Linked DNA regions of Homo sapiens: regions 1 and 3 are each linked to region 2. A link is a loop called in an ENCODE intact Hi-C map of the cell type or tissue named here. Cell type or tissue: PC-3. All regions are shown on one strand.

Region 1 (2,500 bases), 220 kb before region 2:
TATGTTGCAATGTATTTTTCCATTCTCCAGTTGATGGACACTGGATTGTTTTCTGCTCCAGGGTACTCTAAATAGTGCTGCTGAGAACATTTTTATACATGCCCTCAGGTGCACATGTGAATGCACTTCTGTTCAGTGGTTCTTCTTCCACACTTACTGATTTCATGATAAAAAGCCATGCATTTTTAGGCCAAGACTCACTTGCAGAATTGTCTTTCTAATACCTAGGAGTGGGATTGCAGGTCCTGGGGAGGTGTGTGTTGAACTTTGGTAGATTTGCCAGCAGCCCATTTAAGAGCTCTGAGTCTCCATTACTAAGAAGCCAAACCTGCCTCTTTCAACAAGAAGGAGCTCTGAGGCCGAAGGCGACATGCACAGGGCTCTGAGGCCAAAGGCGACGGGCACAGGGCTCTGAGGCCGAAGGCGACGGGCACAGGGCTCTGGTTCCACATCCATGGTGCTAAGGGATGCTCTGCAACCCTTTCACTCAGAGGGTTCAAAGGCAATTTAATTCCTCATCTGACAACCCTGATCCTTAACCTATTAAAATATTTACCCATTGCTACTCTTGTTGATACTGCATTCTATACGGGCACCTTTACTTACATTAAAAAAAAAAAAGTTTTTTAGTGCCTGCCTTTGCTGAGGAGTGGGTGGCCAAGATGACAGTTGGACATGTTGCCGGGCCCCTTTCCCTATGGCCTTGGCAGTCAGGGACCTGTGAAGGCCTAAGGGTCTGCTGTCTAGACCAGGGGGTCAGCAAACTTCCTTGGAAGAAGACCAGGTAGTAAATATTTTAGGGTTTGCAGGCCGTAAGATCTCTGTTGCAACTATTCAACTCTGCTGTGTAATCCACAAGATAATATATAAGCAAGCGAGCATGGCAGTGTTCTAAGAAGACTTTAGTCACAAAAACAGGTTGTGGGGCTGCAGACTTGGCTGATAATTCATAGTTTGCTGACCCCTGGTCTAGACTGTCCTCAAAGTGTAATCCATGGACCATCAGCTGCATTGGTCTCACCTGGGAACTTACTATTATGCAGAATCTCGGCCCTTCATCTCCAATCTGTTTAATTAGAATCTGCATTTAACAAAACCCCAGGAAACTCACCTGCACATTAAAGTTGCAGAAGCACTGGCCTATGGCAGAATTTTCCCTAGTGTCAGATTCTACCACTAGAGGGCCAGGAGAGGATTCCGGGTGAGACCTGGACCTGGCACTAGATGACACAGACTCGCAAACGTGGAAAGTGACCTCCTCTTCAATTCACACCTAATCCTTCTGTTCACATGAAAAAGAAAGTCTCACAGTGGTGCTGCCATGAATTTAACACCTCTCCAATCCTTGCTAATCTCCTTTTTCAATACAGAGCTGGCCTCAGCTTCCTTCCTGAAACGGAGTCTGGCTGGAATTTAATAACATTGCTCTTTGTTTGTTATTTTTGTTGTATTTATTTTAACAATTTCTATTTTGGCAAGGGATATTAGCTTTCTATTTGTAGTGGCAGTGGTGGAATGTTTCCTTTTAAATAAGTTTATTGTAGTTTAAAAGTAGGGATTTATTTAAAGAAAGATATTAAGTCAATGACAATCTGAGTACGTGCAGTCCTGGCAAAATTCCTAAACAGTGGCATGAATGTTTCAAAAAAAACCTTTTTGATGTGGCGTGTGAGTCACAGAAACTTAAAAAATACGGTCGGGGAGGTGCAGAGAGTGGCTCACCTGGATTCCAGCTGTCACTCAAACATGTGATTCTGGGCAAGTCACTTTCCCTCTTGGACTTTCTGTTTGTTCAGCTGGATTGTTACAGGGGTGGTACAGGACAATGGTCCCAGTCCTGGGACCCCACTGATCCCTGGATCTTCCTGTGGAGGTGCCTCTGGGAGGCAGTTACATGTGAGTGATATTTCCTTGTGTGATAGAGTTTCCCCCATGCAATTGAACTCCTATTGCCCACCCTGGTAGCTGGCTCAATCATGCACCCTACTTTGAGGGGCTCAAGGGTATCTATCTTGAATTCAACTAGTACAGTTGCACTTTTATAAGCTGGACTTCTACTGATTATTTTGATATAATTTTTGTGTGGCTAAAGATAAAACCTGGAAGTCACTGGCCTTAGGATGTTAAAGGGCTACTGATTATTTTGATACAATTTTTGCGTGGCTAAAGATAAAACCTAGAAGTCATTGGCCTTAGAATGTCAAAGGGCTACTGATTATTTTGATACAATTTTTATTTGGCTAAAGATAAAACCTAGAAGTCACTGGCCTTAGGATGTCAAAGGGCCATCTGACTCATTCAATTCAGATCTAGAGTGTGACTCCATCCTAAATTCTTTTGCTTGCAGGAGATGGAATCTGAGCTGAAACCACCTGAAACATCAAATGAAATTTATCGACTTGCACAGCTAAAATGCCAGGAGTATATCTTGTCAGCATGGCTGGATCCATCCCCGCCCCCAGCCTCCATTTCTCAGCTCTGCTTCCCTGAGAGTTGGCTT
Region 2 (2,500 bases):
CTTGTCCAAAGTCACACAGCCAGAACATAGTGGAGTGGGAACTCCACTGAGGCAGGCTGACTGCTTAACCCATGTGTCTGTTGTGCCCCAGGCACTGTCACATATTATTTCATTTAATTCTCTCAACAACTTTGTTTTTTTAACTCTGAAAACTAATCCAGAAAAGTTAAATAACCAGCCCAAAATTGCAGAGCTAATAAAAGGCAGCTAACAGTGTTTTCTATCTTGATTCTATTTGGGTGGACAAGTGTGTGTACTTGTCAATAGTCATTTGATGGGTCACTTAAGATCTGTACATCACACTATATGTTGATTTTACTTTTAAAAGGCACAAATAAACTGCCCTCTGGGTAACAATATCAAGCAGAGATATTGTGATGTCTCCTTCTTATTTGGAAATGCATTTAAAAGTAGAGTGAACGGATAAGGAGATAAATAAGTGGGCAGTTATGTGATAAAGATGGTGGGTCTATGGGGTTCATTACACGAGTGCTATTCTTTCAACTTTTCTGCATGTTTGAACATTTTACATAATAAAATGTTGCATGGGGGACAGCAGCCCAAACATTCCATGAGACTGAGTTCAGTGATGACAGAGATCTCTGCCTGTTTTGTTACTGAGTCTCCAGCACCAGGAATAGTGCCTGGCATGAAGCAGGTGCACAGTAAATATTTGCTGAACGGAAAATGATGGGAGGCTGTTTAGCCTATGGCTTTAACGCTTAAAGTAAACACTTACCTTGGAGAGAGGATTGGATGATATCTGTGAAACAAGGGCGGTGGGAGGAGGGACACTGGGCAGAGTAAGGCGAGTAGGCACAATAGGGCACAGAGATCTGGTGGCTTTGCAAGCATGAACTCAGCTGGTTCTTCTGGAAGCTGAGTGACATCCTCATCCCCAGGCGGAGCTGTAGCCAGAGCTGTGCTTTATACAGGCGTGTGCTGCCCTCATGTGGCCAAGCAGAAGAATATTGCGCTGGTGTCGGAAGGGCCTCTTTCCCCTGATCCCTGATGGGCAGTTAGTTACTCAGATGCTTGGAAGCAAAGGTTGCGGCCAGAGGAACCGTGTCTCTGGGGCCTGGGCTTCATGCCCCTCTCTTAGCTAGGAGATAGTGGTCAAGTTTAAAACTTCCTCTGGGCAGGGTGGCACATCTGTAGTCCCAGCTGCTCAGGAGGCTGAGGTGGGAGGATGGCTTGAGCCCAGGAGGTCGAAGCTGCAGTGAGCTATGATTGTGCTGCTGTACTCCAACCTGAGCAACAGAGTGAGACCCTGTCTCTAAAAAGAAGACAAGTTCCTGATGCTTCCTATTAGCTAATGTTCTCCCAGTGGGGGTGTGGGTTTCCCAGACCTCACAGCGGTCCTGAGATTTGAGAGAAGGAGCCGCCGTGTATAAGCACCCACTGCTGCTGCTACTCCTCCATGGGCTGTTTTATTTGGGCATCCCACTGACCCTGCCAGTGACCATACATGAGACCACTCAAGATCTCATTTACGGACCGGAAAGCAGGGGCTCGGAGAGATCAAGTCACATGCAGCACGTTGGGGGCAGGGAAACCGCCTCTGGGAAGTCCAGAGTGTAACAAAGAAGATGCTAGCTTCCCTCTGTGGGGTTCTGAGGACTCCCAAATTCTGGCTGAGGAAAGCTGGCAAGGAGCCAGGGAAGTTTGGAAAAGCCCCAGTACTCACGTACACACCCTGAGCCCTTCAGCTCTCACAGAGGCAAGTTGGAGCTGTCATCCACCCCTTCCACCCCTCCCAGACCCAGCTGTGTGACCCTGGGGAAAGTGACTCAGCCTCTCTGAGCCCTACCTCAATGTGTCAAATATGGATCATAATATCCTCACCTTTTAAGGTTGCTGTGTAAATAAATGATACAGTGCACACCACACATGCTCAGGAATGACTCCTTTTAGACCACAAGGCAGACATTGTATCTATTGTGTTCACTCCTGTAACATGTTTGGATGGGCCAGTTCTCAAAGACGAGCAGGGTAAGAGTTAAGAGTGAAGTCTTTGGAATCAGATACCTGGATCCAAATCCTGGCACTGCCTCTTCAGTCTGGGTGATCTTGAACAATATATCAATGTAGTGAGGTTGTGCTGATGAATAGGTTAGTGTGAATAAAGAGCATGGTGCCTGGCACATACCAGATGCCCAAATAAATGCTAGCTGATAGTAGGATGACTCAAAGATGGGTATTCAACGTTAGCTATTGTTGTGAGCGGTCGTGGTAATAGTGAATGAGTCATGCGAATTTCCCCTTCAAGGCTGCAGTGGCTGCAGCTCTGCCCTGACTTCATCTGAATATATGCGTTGGGTGAGAGACGAGTGGCAATGATAGGAGTGCCCTCCTGTTCCCTGGACACAAATCACCCTGCACCACCAGCACAAGGTCACCCAGCCCTCAGTCATGATGGTTCCCAGTGAAGGGGACCAGGCTATAGAGGCACTCTGCACCCCCTGAGCTGACATGGTGGGCTTAGGGTCTGGGCCGTGAT
Region 3 (2,500 bases), 130 kb before region 2:
AATGGAGATTAAAGCTGCCCAAGGCTAAGATTCTAGGATTCTTGCAAAGTTGTCACATAGGTTTGGGATGCTCAGAGATTCCAGAGCCGGAATGCCAGCCCAGGACTGGGCAGGGATAGAGAGAGGTCAGGAAAATCAGACACGACACAGTTTCAGTACCGTATCCCTCACACAGCCAAGTCAGACTCACCTGGGTTCAGCTGCTGGCTGTGCAAGCTTCAGCCCCTCAGAGCCTCAGTCCTCTCATTGGTAGAGCCTTTAAGACACAGGCTTTAAAATTCTCATGACTTATAAGATGATGTAAAAAGACCTCAGGTCCTATCTTATAGGTCATAAGAATTTTACCTATATATAGCATTTAGCTCCTATGTCTAAAATATAATAATTTTCAACTATTTGCTGATTGGATAAATTAAAAGACAAGTTTCTAAAGCACAGTACCTGGCATAAAGTCAGCAATCAATCAATGATAACCAGCATCAGTAGTTTTATGAGTACCCAAGCAGCGTTTCAACCTCCAGGACTGTGGATCATAAGACACTGCTGAAACAGCCAGGAATGAAACAAGAAAAGAATAAACATCCACTACCTTTAAGCGTGCATGATGTTAGATCAGTGATGCATCTCTAATTACAGAGGAATTTACCCTCTGACTGGAAGGAGTACACCTGTCAGGTCAGTTCCAACCTCAGCACCGCCCGGCACCACTGTTGTCATTGGCTTAATCATGTGTCTGTGTCAAGAGACTGTCATTTCCTTGAAGATAAGCGCCATGTGTGATGATCTGATTTTACATTCCAGTGCTTGGTATTAGGAACAATGAAACTAACTCAGGAACAAATACATTGAAAGGAAACCTTGGGGGATTTTCAGTCTCAAGTAGTGGCCCCCACCTCAGTGAGGGCCACTACTTTGCAATATTTTCAAAACCGTATATAATGTCTCTGTGTTGATGTCGATATGGACATTTTTGTTTGAAAGTCCAACAGCCAGAAGGCCCAATCTTCTTTGGGTCCTTGCTTAGAATCAGAGTACACTGCCACCAGGTGGCAGCAATTCCATGGTAACATCTGTGAGGTTCAGCAGGTAGGGTCTTGAACTGGGGTCTTGTTTTCCCTGATTCATCTTTTTGTGGGTTGGGGAGGCAGGGAAGATTTGGTGTTCTGAGGTGCTCTCACAGTGTGGGCATCTTTCATCCCAGCTCCAGAGTTTGGACGCCTTAGTCTCAGGCTCCAGTTCCCTGCACAGAGGAGGTGGATCTGGGGAACTGGTGCACCAGTGCCCGGAGAAAGCAGACCCCACCATTTGGATCTGTGACAGGCCTTTCTGTTCTTGCCCTGAAAACACACACTTGAAACACAATGATGAGTGAGAGGAGCGGGAATCTGGGGCAGGAACAATGTGATTTCTTGCAAGATCCCCTCAGCTCCCCAAAGACTGAAAAGACAGAAAGTAAAATTTTGAGGGCAAAAAATGGAGTGGAAGCACTTCACACTTCAGAGAGAACACGGGGCTGACAGTGAAGACCAACAAATGTTTAGAAAATTATAACAGACCACGGAATGCAAATTGCTGGGGGACAAAAGCGGCAAGCTGCTGTGTCGCTTCAAGTTCTTGACGAGAAACTTAATTTACTGGATCCACAATAAAGGTCCTCGGTTCCAAGTTCAAAGCGCCCCCCCACCTCCCCGCCCCCCGCCCCCTTGGGCTGTGGGGCCCTGACTCGTCCTGCCCAGAGCTGGCAAGGTGGAGGCAAAAATGAGGACTGCCACCGGTGTTCCAGAGCTCTTCTGGCTCCCAGGCCCTAGGCTGGGTGCCAGAAGGGAAACGTGGAGGTGCTCTGGGCCTCATGTGCACACTTGCCCCACTGCCTCCCTGTGCGGCCGATATTCTTACCCACAATGCACAGGTGAGAACCTGGAGCCCAGAGAGGTCAAGGGGCAGGCTGTTGGTCACCATCTGGCCAGTGGCAGCAGAGTGACTCCCATTTCCTCGCCTCCACACCAGATCCCACTACACCAAGAATACCGCTTTCTGAAGAGCACACTCACAACTGCAACCGTAACGCAAAAGAACACAGGCTGTACTAGAAATTGTTCTTCCTTCTGTCTTTCCTTCCTTCCTTTGTTCACTTGTTTGGTCCTTCCTTCGATTCATTCAAAAAATATCTCCTGAGCCCTTCCTGTGTTGCAGGGACTGTTCCAGGTCTGGAGATTGAACAGGGCAAGTAACAGATAAATTCTCCACCTGCATGGGGCGTACATCCTAGTGGGTGGAGAACGGTGATGCAAACTGAATGGCATCTGCGATGGTGATGAGTGCAAGCTGGGAAGACAGATGAGATGCACCAGGAGCACGTGGGGTGGTGGTAAGATTTTAAATAAGGTGGTTGGGACCTTCATTGTGACTGCACCGGTCGGGCGGGCACCCCGTTAGACTTTCAAACAATTTTCACACTTCTCTCTCTTGATCAGTGGAGAAGCTATTCTCCCCACTTCTG

Evidence for each region. Peaks named below come from ENCODE experiments on the same cell type or tissue, not always from the same donor. Only the 100,000 strongest peaks of a DNase experiment are listed, where the experiment ranks them.
Region 1: it touches region 2 in a loop (19-fold over the local background); 10 of 110 quality-filtered maps call a loop at or near these places.
Region 3: a loop joins it to region 2, with 21 times the contacts of the local background. A loop is called at or near these places in 49 of 110 quality-filtered maps.

The regions. Positions count from the first base shown.
Region 1 is chr3:10,982,185-10,984,684 of GRCh38, reverse strand. No RefSeq gene overlaps it. Among named protein-coding and RNA genes, the nearest start is that of SLC6A1, 9.3 kb to the left of the region's middle. RefSeq lists an enhancer at 791-1,569. In PC-3, CTCF peaks have their summits at 991 and 1,193 (motif pointing right); DNase peaks (open chromatin) are centred at 1,194 and 1,674; H3K4me3 peaks cover 356 bases.
Region 2 is chr3:10,757,200-10,759,699 of GRCh38, reverse strand. It overlaps LINC00606 (long intergenic non-protein coding RNA 606), which reads left to right. Exons shown (of 3, transcript NR_152730.1): 3 at 1-358. Among named protein-coding and RNA genes, the nearest start is that of LINC00606, 5.8 kb to the left of the region's middle. RefSeq lists an enhancer at 802-1,096. In PC-3, a CTCF peak has its summit at 953 (motif pointing left); DNase peaks (open chromatin) are centred at 909, 1,809 and 2,199; H3K27ac peaks cover 1,452 bases.
Region 3 is chr3:10,882,249-10,884,748 of GRCh38, reverse strand. The region is part of intron 6 of SLC6A11 (solute carrier family 6 member 11); the gene reads right to left. Among named protein-coding and RNA genes, the nearest start is that of SLC6A11, 67 kb to the right of the region's middle. In PC-3, a CTCF peak has its summit at 1,045 (motif pointing right); a DNase peak (open chromatin) is centred at 698.